Linked DNA regions of Homo sapiens: region 1 is linked to region 2. A link is a loop called in an ENCODE intact Hi-C map of the cell type or tissue named here. Cell type or tissue: PC-3. All regions are shown on one strand.

What was found. A loop is a pair of places that touch in the nucleus more often than their neighbours do. Peaks named below come from ENCODE experiments on the same cell type or tissue, not always from the same donor. Only the 100,000 strongest peaks of a DNase experiment are listed, where the experiment ranks them.
Region 1: it touches region 2 in a loop (2.8-fold over the local background); 3 of 110 quality-filtered maps call a loop at or near these places.

Annotation. Positions count from the first base shown.
Region 1 is chrX:23,341,253-23,349,252 of GRCh38, forward strand. All of the region lies in intron 1 of PTCHD1 (patched domain containing 1), which reads left to right. Among named protein-coding and RNA genes, the nearest start is that of PTCHD1, 10 kb to the left of the region's middle. RefSeq lists an enhancer at 3,462-3,961. In PC-3, no CTCF peak of the experiment used is centred here; a DNase peak (open chromatin) is centred at 3,219; H3K27me3 peaks cover 1,752 bases.
Region 2 is chrX:23,551,388-23,559,387 of GRCh38, forward strand. No RefSeq gene overlaps it. Among named protein-coding and RNA genes, the nearest start is that of PRDX4, 110 kb to the right of the region's middle. In PC-3, a CTCF peak has its summit at 3,103 (motif pointing left); no DNase peak of the experiment used is centred here; H3K27me3 peaks cover 2,602 bases.

The DNA.
Region 1 (8,000 bases), 210 kb before region 2:
TAAATGACCACAAAAACTGAGCCTCTCAGGATTCACCAGACCTATAAAGCTCACAGGACAGTCAAGCATTGAACTGATGACTCCTTAAAAATACGAGAAGGAGAAGTAAGCTAACAGAAGTTATTTGTTTTCTACCTGAGTGTTTCCAGTCCCTTGGCACAAAAGCCAGGGAAATGTGAGATGCTGGTGAGCTGATCAACTTTGACTTTGTGGGATGTGCCATCTGGTACCTGATTTCGGGGCTCAGTGTGAGCCCCAAGTGATACTTGAGATAGGCTTAAAGCAGACCTTTGAAGTCACCTGCTTGATAGCACATCACAGCAAGCAGGCCTGTCTGCAGCACTGCCTGTGTCTCCGCCACATACCCGGAAGGCCACAGAACTACCGAGGAATCCTGCCAGACTGATTTAATGACCAGCAGGGGAGGTGAGTAATCGCTAACCTTTAAAAGACAAGAAAAGGAAAAAAAGAAAATCAACACCAGTTGTTATTTCTTACGGGAAGCCCTGAATAATATGTTGTGCTTGCAACTTCTGAATTCATATTTTGAACAAAAGGAGGCAGTGAGGAACTAGAAAAAGCTATTTTTATCTTCTTGCTCTCTAAGAAATCCTCTTGAGAATATTGTTTCTGCTATTTTGAAAGATCCCCATTGTTAGGTCTTCCACTTTAGGTTTAATTCATAGGCTTCAAGTACAGTTAAGATGATTTATGTAAGTGCAGTCGGTTATCTTGGGAGGTGATATCAGAAAAGGCTGATAGGGGAGTGGGGAAGTAAAACAGTGAGTAGCAGGAAGCCAATCAAGAGAGTATTATTAAGCAAGTGTCTACTGTGGGCAACTGGGGCTCAGTCTCACTAGGGAACTCTGGGAGACACTGTAGAATGTGTTGGAGAAATCTCAGTTGTGGATAAAGAAGCTGAATATTTTCTCCCCAACTCCAGCCATCATCGGCTGATTCAACTACATTTAGAAGCATTAAATTTCTGGCATTTTCATATGCTGTGTTTCTCCCTATATATATATATATATATATATATATATATATATATATATATATTTTTTTTTTTTTTTTTTTTTTAAAAGAATTGGGTACAGAGCTACAGGTGTTTGTGGCAAGCAACCTTAGCATGGAGAGGTGAGTGTGAGCTGAGACTATATGGGTGGGACCCTGAGAGCATCTGCCCTAAGGGTCTTATATTCATCTAGAGTTATACATCGAGAGATTTAGTGCCCCGTTTCTAGGGAATGGATATTCATCCCTTTACTCAACAAGATGGCTATGACCCTGTCTCCATGAAGCTTACAGTTAAGAATCATCCAGCATAGCTATTTAGTTATTCCCAAGTTTGACAAGTGCCAGTGGATGCTGGTAAAGATGACTCCAAACAGGGCCTAGACACCAACAGGATGTGTGGTTTTAGATGCCAGACCTCTACATTTGAGAGGCACATATTCATTCTCACCTTTATGAATACAGAAGTCTGCAGGCCCCCATCTTCACACATCTACTTTTGTTGTTCTCCCTAAAAGTGCCCTCCCTCCTCTCTTTAAGGACCAGTTCACATGCCTTCTACTTTATGAGGCTTTCTCAGATTCATGGCTTCTTCTCTCCCTTAAATCTATTGGGCTTTCATTCTTATACACATTCTTTAATGCAGAGCTGTAGACTCTTATGTAATTTGCTATATTGTCATGTGATCGTTTCTCTTAAGAGAGGTAATGAACTCTTCAGGGGCAGGAACAATGTCTGACACTGCCAGATCTCTCCTAGAGCCTAGCATAATGTGGAGTTTGCAGCAGGTGCTTAATAAATTGTTACTGGTTTATAGCTTGTAAGATGGAAAATGTGCTCTGCCTCCCTATTGATTTATTTTGGTCAAATATAATTTTGCCTGGTAGCATGACCATGTGATTTCTTGTGCTCTATATTCATTTTTCATCTTTGACAAATCTTGGTTTCAAACTTGTTGATAAGCAATAAGCATCCATTCTGTTTCCAGATCTGCTGCCATTTATATGAGGAGAAATTCTTGGAAAACCAAATATCTGACAACCTTCTCTGGTCCAAGTACAGTTTGGGAGGGTATGAACTTGACCTCAGTCCCCAATCAGTGGTGCATTTCCATGTGGGAGGGTGGATCCCTGTGCAGTTCCCAGTGAGCACCCTGGAACCCAAGTCCCCACACTACACATTCCCTTATTTACTTAAAGAAAAGTCTCAAAACATTGGCCACACCCATATTCAAATGTAAATAGGAAACACACTTAAAAGAAAACATCAAGGACAAGTGGTTTTCCTGACCATAGCACCAGTGTTCAGGAGATCACCATTCTGATGTTGCTTAGTCCCACTCTTCTTAAAAGTTAGCCCAGAGGAACAGAAAGTATTGTTCTAAGAGGCAAACTTAAAAGAAAATGATACTGGTACAAAATCAGCATATTTCTGTGAGTTTAATGGAAACACTAAAACTGCTAATTTTTCAGCGTGGAAGATAAAGATTCCTTTACCCATTCCTCCATGAGGCTCTCCTGCTGTCACTAATACCATGGCTTTGTCAATTCTTTCTAATTGTCTCAAGAAAAAATAATGCATCTCTGCTATAGAGCTGTCATTATAAATGCTCAAGAACATTTTGTGATATTTATACCTTAATTGTATGAGGTTTGAGTTGTTGGATTTTGTTTTTGGTCTTGTGGTATAGGCAAGTAGTCCTACTGAGTAAAGATTGTTTGATTGCTCTCAGACTTTCTAACATGCACACACGTCACCTAGGCATCTTGCTAAAATACAGACTGATTCAAAGGGTCTGGGGTGGGAACTGCAAGTCTGCATTTCTAACAAGATCTGAGGTGATGCTGATGCTACAGATCAGCAGAACACACTTGGAGTAGCAAGGCTCAAATTTAACTGTTGTAAACAGAAAACTGGATTTAGAATCAGGAAAGCCAAGTTCAAGTTCCAGTTCTCCTAAGTATGTATCTTTGGGCAAGTCACCTAACCTCCCTGAGAAACACGCTCCTTATTTGCACTGGGTGTAATAGCATCTCTTTCACCCACTTAAGGTAAAGATAGAATGAGATAAAGTATGTGAAGGCACTGTGTAACCATAGCCTTCTGTAAAGTGTGTTATCATTATTACTATTTACTTTGAAAATGACTGCTATTTCCTCACATGTGCCAGCTCTTTCAAAGCCATTATTGCCTGTTGAGTAATACACATGTAGCCACTTTTTTCTTTGATCCAACAGGCAATAATGGGTGCTCAAGCTACATTCAATACTCATATTGCCAATTTGTTGGTCTTTAATGACTCCATCTGAGTCATTACAGACAATTGGATTCAACCTACTGCTGAGCATGCAGCTCCTCTACCTGCAGAAAGTTCTTAGGCAGGCAGAGCTGCGGATGGGGATGGGTGCATTGCATTCCAGCACACCAACGTGGTTCCTCTGGGCTCAGAACCTACTCTTCATGCCTGATGGGGCTTTGCACACAAAAAAAGCCTTCACTTCCTGCCCAGGGAAGTGCCTTTTGAATTAAAGGTTCTGAGAGGCTGCGGGCTCTGGTTTCAGGGCTCTCCTCACCACATCTCACAGCACAGCATGCCAAAGAGGGATTCTCCAGTGATTTAGGTGAGAACGTTGATCATTCTCCTCTCTTACTGAATTTACATGACTACAGTGTTTCCCTGGGAAATCTCGTCCACATAAGTAGATCTGCAAGCACTTCACAGGGAAGAGTGTCATCAGAATTGCCAGAGATCAGGAGCACCAGGCAAAGTGATAATTGTAAAGTCCTTTGAAACTGGAATGTTGCGAAATTTTGCAGACTGTGAATTTTGATCATTTAGTTCAGTGTGCTTCCCCACCTACCCCTTTAGAAAATTGCTTTTTATAGGATCCCAAAAGAAATCCACAATTATTCAGGCTCCACATCAAATCCACCAAAGAAGATTCCTCTGCCTAGCTGGTTCTCTATCCCTAATCTCTTCAAACAAAATTAACCTCTGTGTAAGTGAGGGTTAGCAGTACTTCTCAAACTTTGTACTTCTGAATTCCCTGGGAATTTCAGCATGCAGATTCTGATTCAGTAGGTCTGAGGCAGTAGCCCTGACATTCTGCACTTCCAGCAAGCCCCCAGGGATATTGATGCTACTGGTCTGCAGACCACATTTTGAGTAGAGCAGTAGATTAGTGGATCTAAGGAACCTTGCTGAACCTTTGTATATCCTGACTACTCAGTTCTATTTAATTGCCTCTGTAAGCTAAAGTAGTGGCTCTCCAACTTGAGCAGATAGGCATTGGAGAACTTGTTCGAAACAGATTGTGGTCTCCACCCCAGAGAGTTTCTGAGTCAGTAGGTCTGGGGTGGAGCCTGAGAATTTGCATTTCTGACAGGTTCGCAAGGTGATGCTGTTCTTGCTGGTCTAGGGACCACACTTTCAGAGCCACTGCTATAAAGTATCCTAGAAATTAGCTACCAGGACTACTTCCAAAAATGCAGTCTCTCTCTGTGGAATCTGGCCAATAAGATACAAGCAGGATGAAAAAGTTGTTTGCTCAGCACTTAATTCTGAATGATGCTATAATAGCTCTTCTACAAAGGGTATTAAATAAATCTGAATATCTGAAGTTTGCACTGTAAGGCAAGCATGTTGAACAGAGGGCCGTACTCTACTGCCTGTCTCCTGGTGTTGGAATTCAGGAGAAAAGGGCTGAGTAGAAGAAAGGACACCCTGAGATGGAGGAAGAGAGATACACCTCCCCCACAATACACACACACCATGGATGTCGTTGCTACCATCACATATGGGATTGCCAAAGCTTTCGTTCTTCCAAAGCCTTCCCATACAGGGTCATCTGCCATTTGCCTTTTCCAGAACTTCCTTTAAAGCAAATCAGATGGTACAGCAGGCACAAATAGGAGCTACATGCTGCATTTCTGAGACAGGGTCCCAGTACTGTGGTTCTGTTAAAGAACAAGTTACTCAAAACCCTTGTTAAAGAATGGTAAGGCAGAGTTTATTCAGCAGGAGCCACTGAGATGGTATAGGGACTACTGCAGTGGGGTTTTGCAGTAGGGGAGAGATCCGACCCACTCGGAATATGACAGGGAAGAGTGGGAATTTATAGCCAAGGAGCAGGATGGGGTCAGTGGATACAACATTATTAAGAGGAAACATCAGGGGGAAGGGGCAGATTCTAGCTAAACCAATCCGACAGGATTCTTGCTGAAAGCTGGCCAGGATGATCAGATATCATCTGAGAGATGGTCAGAGATGAATAATTTAGTCAGATATCTAGAATGATCAGATACAAAGGGTGGGGGATTATGGTTAAATGGATTTAGAAGAAGTCTTCCTAAAATTGGATGATGTAAAGACAGAAAAGGAAATCTGAATGCCAAGGGTTAGTTGGTGAGAAGGTTCAGAGGAGCCTGACTAGAGTTTGGTAAAGGAGAGTCGTCAGTTGTCAGAGGTGAGGTGTCCACAGGGAGGACCCTGGCAACTAATGTTCAGTGTCAATTACTGTTTGATGTCAAGTGCTGTCAGAGAGAGGTGACAGTTGCAACCAAAATTCAGTGGGTACCAGTTTAGGCAGAGTGGAAAAAGCATTGCTTTAGAACCCAAAGTTTTGTGTTTGAGGCTGTGAACTATTAATGTGTCCTTGATCAAGTCAGTCACTTAACCTCTCTGGGAGGTCTCAATTTCTTCATCTATAAAATGGGATCAACAATATTATCATTGTGAAATCCACCCAGTGTTCTCTATTAACAAATGCTTACTCTCCAGGAGAATGGACTTGCCAGAGCACGATTCTGAAACTTTATCCTAGGTTCTTTCCCATTTCAGCCCCCTTCAGCCTTTCTGCCTTACCTAAGAGTTGGTGGGGGGAGAGTCAACAGGGGTCAGGGATTCAAAGAAATCAATTTGAAGCACTACAGCCAGGGAAGGGAATAGAAGACAGGAAAAAACTATACCACTAGAGAAATACTTGTGAAGGTCACAGGTCTACTAAAAGACTGAGATTTCATTGGAAGATTATATAGCAATTTCCCCTTACCACACTTTACTACCACATCAGCAGAGCTCCAGTTTAATAATAGTGGATTACAGCTGAAAGAGCAAAAAGACACAGACCCTCTCTGAGGAGAAGTATGTGGGAAAATCCAACGTCAACAAGAGAGACAAAAACAAGGACAGTAGAGGAAATTAAAGCTTCTGGTACCTATAGCTACAACAAACATTAAATACATTCTGACCCCTAGATTAACATAAATCTTCCCTGTAAAGTCCTGTTATCTTAGTTCCTATTAACTGATATAACATGTCTAGCCTTGAAGAAAAAATTACAAGGCAAGCCAAAATAAAATATATATAGTCTGAAGAGACAAAGGAAACATCAAAATCAGACTCGGATATGGGAATTTAAATTCAATACCAGACAGGGAATTGAAAGTAACTATGAAGGCCAGGCGAGGTGGCTCATGCCTATAATCCTGGCACTCTGGGAAGCCGAGGTGGAAGGATAGCTTGAGGCCAGGAGTTCATAACCACCCTGGGCAACATAGCAAGACCCCGTCTCTACAAAAAAATTTAAAAAATATTAACAGGGCATGGTGGTACATGCCTGTAGTCCTAGATTCTTGGGAAGCTGAGACAGGAGGGTCATTTGACCCCAGGAGTTTGAGGCTGCAGTGAGCTTTGATCACACCACTACATTCCAGCCTGGGTAACAGAGTGAGATCCTGTCTCAAAAAAAATAAAGTAACAATGATTAATATGTTAAGGGCTTTAGTGGAAAAAGTAGACATCAAGACCACATGGGTAATGTAAGCAGAGAAGTGGAAACTTAGGATGAATCAAAAGGAAATGCTAGAGATAAACACTGGAACAGAAATGAAGAAAGGCTTTGATGAACTCATCAGTAGACTTAACTGCCAAGGAAAGAATCAGTGAGCTTGAATATAGGGCAATATAAACATCACAAACTGAAACACAAAGAGTTAAAAGAGAAAAAAAAAAAAACCCAAACGGAACATCTAAAAATTGTGAGACAGGGTTATCAAAATATATGACATACACATAATTGGAATACCAGAAGGAGAAGAATGAAGCAGAAGACGTTTGAAGTAACAATGGCCAAAAACTTTCTAAAATTAAAGACACCAAACCACAGATCCAGGTAGCTCAAAGAACACCAAGACAGATAAGTACTCATAAAACCACACTTAGGTGTATCATAATCAAACTACAGAAAACCAAAGACAAAGAGGAAATCTTGAAAGAAGCCAGGGTCGGGGGGACACCTTATATATAGAGGAACAAGGAAAAGAATTACATTAGAGTTGTCAGAGAAAAAACTGCAAGAAGAGAATGAAGATAAATAGTTAAAGGGTTAAAATGAAAAAAAAATCAACCTAAAATGCAATAGCCAGCAAAATTATGCTTCAAAGTGAAGGAGATATAAAGACTTTCTCAGACAGAAACTGAATGAGTTCATCGCCAGCAGTGTTGTCCCGCAAAAAGTGTTATAAGAAGTTGTTTAAGAAAAAGGAAAATTATATAGGTCAGAAACTCAGATCTATATAAAGAAGAGTATTAGAGAAGGAATAAATGAAGCTGAACTAAAATATTTTTATTTTTCTTACTCTTAATTGATCTGAGACATAACTTCATTTAAATCAATAATAGTAACAATATATTGGATGATTATAACATGGATAAGTGAAATGAATGGCAGCCATGTCACAAGGCATGTGAGGGAGGAATTGTGAATACCCTGTTATAACTGCACCACATATAAAGCAGTATTGTTTAAAGGTGAACTTAAATTAGGTATAAATGTGTATTGTAAGTGCTAGGGAAACCACTAAAAATTTTTTTAAAGAAGTAAAATTGATACACTAACAGAGGAGATAAAATGCTCAATTAAAACCAGAGAAGGCAGAAAAAGAGGAGGTAAAAAAAACAGGAACAAATGCAAAAACAACAACAA
Region 2 (8,000 bases):
TTGGAGCCTAACTACCCACCATCTCTCATCTTCTATTCCAACTTCAAAACCCTACTCAGATGTCAACTTCTCTATGAAGGTCTTCTAACCAATCTCTCTCCCCCAAAATTAGGTTAGGCCCTCCTTTCTCTATAGCATGTACCTAATACTTTTATCATTGCTAAAATAAATTATAATTTATTTGTGTATACATGCTACTCATCTAAGAAGATGAGCTCCATGAGAAAACAGATTATCTATTTTTCCTCTTGACACACTTAGCACTTGTTTTCAATCCCAGATGATGGATGGATGGATGATTAAAGTACAGAAGAAATCAATTAGTGAGCCAGTATGATAGTTTATTTTTCTAAACATTCCAACTGGATTTCCTAATAGTCCCAAATTAAAAAGTTCTTGCTAGCCACGATCATTTGAGTAACTGAAACAGCTATACTGGCATCTATTCTGACAATAACTTTAAAAGAAAAATAAAACCTTGTTATATATATGCAGCTTTGGGTAATAACCTTGAAAACATGCCATGAAATTTCCCCCATTTAAAAAAATCCCAATGATGAGCTCTCTGCCATAGTAATAAAATTCTGGTAAACACCGTGACCATTTATTTAGGAAAATGAGTTTGCAGCCTCAAGGGTTACATTCAAATGGAGAAGGAATCAATGCAGCCAAGAAGAAAATCCCTGCCACACTTAAGAGGACTAAAAACTTTATCACTCTGGAATATTCCAGGTCAAATTCAAGATGTACCATTTTTTGACATTTTAATAGGTGCAAATTAAGTAGGGTTATGGGCACATTTCACATAAAGTGAGATTTCCTACAATCAGACCACAATAAAACTCTTTTTCTCTAGTAAAAACTTAGATTTAAGAACCTTTATACTCCCATATACATGCACAATATTAAATGGACTCAGATGAGAGAACAGCAAAGCTAATCTGTGCAGATAAAAGAATGAGTCAAAGAAAGACAATAACTACTGTTGTTTTTCAAAGTAAGTTAAGTTTATTATTTCTGTTGTCTGTCATCATCAATTGCAATGAGGATATAGACCAGCAGTCTGGGAAATATTCTCTAATGAGCCAGAAGCCCCTGCTTGGCTATATCTAACTTGGACTCTGACCCACACTGACAAGAGAAACAAAATTTGCCTGAATATTTCAAACACCACAAAGATAATGAAAAACCTAAGCCAAATTTCAGTCATTGCCCCAACAGAGTTGATAATGTCATGCAGTGCTGACATGTTCTTGGAATTGTAAAGCAATAAAATTATTTGTCAAAATTGAGCCTTTTCTACATGTCTCAAATTGTGTCTTTTACATTTTTTTCCATAATTTCCTGGCTTCTTTGACAGCTTTAAATTGTACATAATTTTCATGTACGGTACGTTTTGAAACACATGGATGTATACACTGTGAAATGGCTAGATCAATGTAATTAACACGTATTACAGGAGGAATAAGTTCAAGAGAACTTGTACAACATGTTAATTATAGTTAATGATAATGTATTATTTTCTTGGAAATTGTTAATAGATTTTAAATGTTCTCACCACAAAAGTGCTAAGTATATCACATTGTGTTATTTTATGTCTTCCTACAGCTCAAGCAAATTTTACCTTTTTATATTTCTGAAGTCATTGGTAACCAAGTGCTTCAGTCAGCATCCCAACAGGTTGGCATACTCAAATTAGGTTAACTTGAGGAGAATTTATTTTAAAAAAGGAACTCTTTTAAGGAGTATGGGCAAAATGCCAAGGAACTAGAAGTATCACAGAGCTAATAATATAGGAGCAGTTACTAAACCCTAGGCCCAAAGGAAAAAGGGAAAGGAGTAGTTTCCAGAACCTAAAAGGAGAGAATAGTATGCAAGTGGACACCTTGAAAAGGTTACTGAACTTCAGTAAACGTTCTCAGACAGCCCAAGGTGACCTTACAGGGAGGGAGCCAAGGGATAAATAATTGATCTCACTCTCCTCTCTCTCTCTATCTCTCTCTCACCTATCACTGGGGCCCCCATGAGCAAAACCAACCTGGAAGCCAGAGAAAATAAGAGCTCCTTGATGAAGTTCATACAGATTAGCATCCCAGGCCAGAGAACAAGGTGAAGACAAGAGGAGAATGGCTCTGAAGGGACAAATTAAAGCTATCCAACACTCCATGTTTTATGGAGCAAGTTTCTTCTCCCATCCATCATCTACATCTATTTAGTGACTACTGCATGCAATATACAGTAAATTATAAGAACATGGTGAAGATGTGGGAAAAGGAAGTTGAAGATAGAGAGAGAGTCACAGAAAAATCTCCTACAGGAAATTAAAATTAAAACATGTTTCTAACCATGGCAAAACTCAATTACCATATCTACAAGTAAAAATCTACCCAAAGGGCTGTCTGTGGATCAGTAGCATCAGCATCATCTGGGAACTTGTGAGAAATGCATAATCTCAGGCTCCACCCCAGACCCACTGACTCAGAATCTTATTTTTAATCAAATCCCCAGGTGCCTATTATGCACATTAAAGTTTAAGAAGCACTGCTGTAAAGACTCCCTAAATTTACTCAGGGTAATACTAAAAGTTTGGAGTAATTAAAGCTAGTGGGATTTAACATGGGAAAGTTCAAGAAGGTGTTATATTTTAGAAGTTTATTAGAATAGCATTTTACTGAAAACATCATGTTTTTACATTTAATCGTAAAGTCAAATGGCAAATATACTTAATTAGTAACTGGATATATAATATTCATGAAATAATATTATCAAAACTGATAGTAAATATTGTTCCATTAATACAAAGTTCTTTGGGGATAAAAAAAAATTCTTATGCTACATAAATTCTCTAAGTTCTCTAAAGAAAGGAAAAATCCAGGCTATTTAAATTGGAAAGCTGCTGCTTCAGTTTTGTGCTTTGCTGTCATTCTCGACTTAATACTATTTTCCTTTCTATTTCAGGATCAACTCTGACACTTCATGGGTGTTCAGTAAACACTTTTTGATCGATTGAAGCCCAACTGTTTTAAAATTGTATGCTAAACTATAATAATAGATCAGCACCAAAATCTAGTTGCAGACTGTCTTCTCTACCTAAAGAACAGCACCATCTAGTGTTTGCCCAACAATGTTCCATCTTCTATCAAGTGTATCTTTACTAAGCCATATGAGAAAATTCTAATGTTAAAGTTAATCCACTGTGTCATACCGTTCTACCTTACTACATATCTAACAAAGTCTTAGAATAATTTAAGTTTGCTTTTGCCATGCATCAGTTCTAGCTTTAAAATAGCAGCAGCAGCCTGGAGCACTGGCTCAGGCCTGTAATCCCAGCACTTTGGGGATGCCGAGGCAGGCAGATCACGAGGTCAAAAAAATCGAGACCATCCTGGCCAACATGGTCATCTCTACTAAACATACAACAACCCCATCTCTACTAAAACTACAAAAATTAGCCGGGCGTGGTGGCGCGTGCCTACAGTCCCAGCTACTCAGGAGGCTGAGGCAGGAGAATCGCTTGAACCCGGGAGGCAGAGGTTGCAGTGAGCTGAGATCCTGCCACTGCACTCCAGCCTGGCGACGGAGCGAGACTCCGTCTCAAAAAAAAAAAAAAAAAAAAAAACAAAAAAAGCAGGAGCACTATTTCATACACTACGGAAAGACAAATTTACCTCAACATCTCAGTAGCCCAGCCCACATCTTCTTACTTCAATCCTTATCAACTCAGTGCATACCATCTGATTTCCCACTTCAAGAACCTATCGGCCATGCCTGAGGACTTTTTCAGGCCACCAAAAACCACCTTGCTGCTCACACTGCAGGCCAGACCTAGATTAACCCTGCCCTCAGAAGCCCCCAGCCAAGACTAATGAGAGATGATGCATAAACATCCCAGCTTCCTATCCCCTCAGGAGACAGGCTCTGTTTCCTAGAGTTTTCTCATAAGACGAAGTGCCAATCACTCACAACGGTGACTCTTTTGGCTGCCTTCTCTTCCCAGTCTCACTTTCCTACTCCCCTAGCAATGTTTCCCTCACCTCCAGATAAACTACTTGCACTGCATTCTTACGCTGCAGTCTGCTTCTGGGAAAACCCAAATTAAGACATTCTTACTGCACCATATCCCATCGAAAGCCATTGGCTAAGAAGACAAGTAGAGAAGAAGTGTTCCATGCCTGGTTCATCATTTGCTACCCTCCCACCACCCCACCCAGTTCACCAACCTAATATATAATCACGGCATCACAGGAATATTACATAACAGCAGAGACTTTGCTTTATTCACTGCTGTATTACAACACCTAGAACAATGCCCACAAATAGTAATTGCTCAATAAATATTTGCTGACTACAAGTTAATGCTGGACATAAATATATCTCTGAGCTTTGAAAGAAGAAAGTCACCAATGGTGACCAAGATTTTATGTACAAATATTAATTTATTCTCTTTTAATTTCCAATATTTTCTAATATGAAAACTTTTTTAGCAAAACTCAGATCTACGGATCCATACCTGATGCGCCAAGCCAGTCAGAATACCTGTCACTGGAATAAAAGTACATTACAAATCTAAGCATTTGTGAGTATATGAAAATTAAGATAGTTATTTTCGGGGCTCATGTTTTGCCAAATTAACATTTTAATAGATACTAATATTAGAAAGGAGCTACTATGAAAATTTTAATTTATGCCTAAAGCTACATGTGTTTTTCTAATTCCTTTTCCTTCTTTTCTCTACAAAATAAAACATGGTTTTCAATGGATTATGTCATCAAATTCAACGTGAACTTTAGATTTTTTTTAATATTGGTCACAATGACACATTAAAGTGTTCTAGCACATGAGATGTTTCCCTAATCAAAGGATATTGTAAGATTAATAGAGAAAAATGACTCAACTCTGAAAGTTTACACCAGGACAGGTTGAACAGATAGAGGATGCATTTTCTTTTACTCAGGACAGCTGTAAGGAATGCTAGATTCCAGTGACCACTCATCAGGGAAAGTGAGGTAAACAAGGATTAGGTAGTGCCTAGGAGATTTGGGCTCTCAAGGTGTGATCTATAGCCCAATTGTCACAGTCCAAAAAGTCCTCTACCCACATAGATACCAATAATCAAGGATTTGTACATGATGGGTAGAGTCTGACACATAGCATCTTCTTGGCTCAGGAGCGGGGTTGTAAGCCTGGGTCTAAGCATAACAGAGGACAGACATATGGCTACAGGGCAAGGGAAGATTGGCAAGGGTGGGCTCTAGGCAGATTCTTAGGACCTTAACTAAGCAGCCTAGCATGCAGAATAGGGCGGCTCAGCCCCTAAGAAGACTTTTTATGCAAACCAGGAATTAGAACAGGCCATCCTTGTTGAAGGCTGGGACACATGGCTCAGTGGGTGCTCTTAATCTGGTTCCAGGAAGACCTGAAACCAGGAAGAAACATATATTAATTCCAAATGCCCTCTGATGGGGATGAGAATCAGGTTTGGAACTCATGTTTACAGTAACTGAGACGAGCTAGGTCTAAAGGTTAAAAGCCATCACATTCTCCAGCTGGACAGAGACAAAAGGGCATTAGGAAATAGGTAGAAGGTGGCAAATTGCCTTTCTCCAGCTACTTTCCCCTAGATAAATCCTATAAAGACCTATATTTCTTTAAAACAAGGATTTAGCAAAGGGAATGGATTTAGGGTGAGAGATGAGTTTGATTGTTATTGTTGCAGGAATCAGAGGACCAGAGAGACCAATGGATAGAACAGGAGGATTTTATTTAAGTGGCCACTGGCCCAGTGGATTCACATCCAAAGGCTAGGCCCTGAACAAAGACAGGGCTTTACTTTTATACACACTCTTGAAAGGGAGTTGGCTAGTTTGAATGGCATGGTGGGAAGCCAATGGCGTGAAACTCGTGGTGCAAGCAAGCAGGCTTACAGAAGCAGAACAAAGGCAGTTATTCAAACAGTGACAGGTTTCGTTTCCCTAGCATAGCCTGTGACCTTGCAGCTGCGTCAAATGAAAAACAGAAACTTACAAAACTTGGGAAATTGAGTAATGGTAAGCGGGATGCAGAGATAGTAAAGGAATTTGTCTTTCCTAACCTTGCTCTGAGGGGGTGTCTGGGGCCCATTCCTTTCGGCTTTGGCTTTTCAGATAGTGTTATCAAAGCTTTGCCAGGGCTCTATCTATTACTGTCCTTGGAGTGAGTTAGCTAAGTACAGGAAAACTTGTTTGTCTCTTTTTAACTCCTGCTTCATTATCTTCATGAGGCCTGTTAAATTATTTGAGGATAAAGCACCTTCAGAGCCCACTGAGTTTCAGAGCTATGCTCCAGAACACAGAAGAATCTGTTACTCATATCTACTCACCCATCTGAACCTGATGGTGAACCTTTCTTCAGCTTTGTCCTGGGCTAGGAAATTTTACATTTTAATTTTAAAAAAGAATAGTACACCTTCCAAATTGCTACATATGCCCTGAACTGAATACAAATCAAAGGCTCATGCTGCATCTGGAAAACACACATTAATAGGAATGTTCATTTGTTTGGATTATTTCCTTCCACGTGATCTGAATGGGCCCCAAGCATTCCAGGATCACATCAGTCACAACTAAGGACTGTTCAAGGGCTATTCCTTCCAGTTTCATATAATGAAACCAGGTTCAAGGTCAACTTCAGGCAAGAATATACATGAGGCATCTTCTATGTAAAAGATATACACATCTCACCTTACCACGATCCATTTGCCCCTTTCTATCCCAACCAAGAAAGTCTGAGCTGGAGTTTTTCAAGTTAAAATGTCTTACTCTGACTTGGTTATTTTACTTTGGGTAAAAAAAGAGACACATTAAGAGCACATTTTAGAATGGCAGTGATAGAATTTTTTTACATTTTCTTAACGCATTTACGCTTTATTCTCTGAGTGCTAATAACTAAGGCATGATAATTTCCATTTGATTCCGCTTATTATTTCTCCTGAGTAAACAAGGTAGAAAATGGTAAGGCTAACCATTTTGGTCTATTCAAAATAAGACCAGGATCTCAGCCTAAGTTAGATTCTTATTAAAACTCAAACTCTGAACAGAAGAAAAGTTTAAAGGTTGAACAAGGTACGTCTCAAACCATGTCTCCCATCTTCAGCTTAGTCCACTGATATATCTAATGATCCAGACACAGAACCAAAGGAAATGCAGTCTACTCATTTGGGACAAGGGGAGTCAATTGGATACTACTATGGTCCAGGAGACTGAACTTGTTAAGGCAACTGTTATCAAGTACAGCAGTCCAAGACCTTCCAAGACCTCCAGTGGATGCCTGAAGTCTTTGATAGTACTGAACCCTGTATATACTATGCACGAATTTCTTTCCTCTTCACAATTTCATGGACGATTCATTCTTACCATGGATCTCAGTAACCTCAGCATATAATTTTTTTTGTTTCTTCATTAAGTTGAAAGCTTTCACCTTTTCACTTAAAGGAACTACTTTTTGGCTTCTCTTTGGCATATCCAAATTGCCAACATTACTACTTTTGCTCTCTGGGGCCATTATTAAGTAAAATAAAGGTTACTTGAACATAAGACCTGTGATACCTGACACTCCAACTGATAACCCATATGGCTAATGGGCAGGTAGCATACAAAACACAGATACACTGGACAAAGGGATGATTCATGTCCTGGGTGGGATGAAGTGGTACAACATGAGATTTCATCATGCTTCTCAGAATGGCATGCAATTCAAAATTTACAAATTGTTTATTTCTGGAATTTTCCATTTAATATTTTCAGACCGTGGTTGACCATGGGTAACTGAAACTGTGGAAAGCAAATCTGTAGATAACGGGGAATGATTGTATCCAAAAGCAATATGCTCATGGGAAATGTTACAACAGACGCTTCTAACTGTCCCCCTTCTCACTCATGGTAAGGGAACTCCTGCTTTTTAGATGGATTTATGGCATCCCCAATTTAAGACATTCCCATACTAGTCTGCAGGTAGGTGTGGTT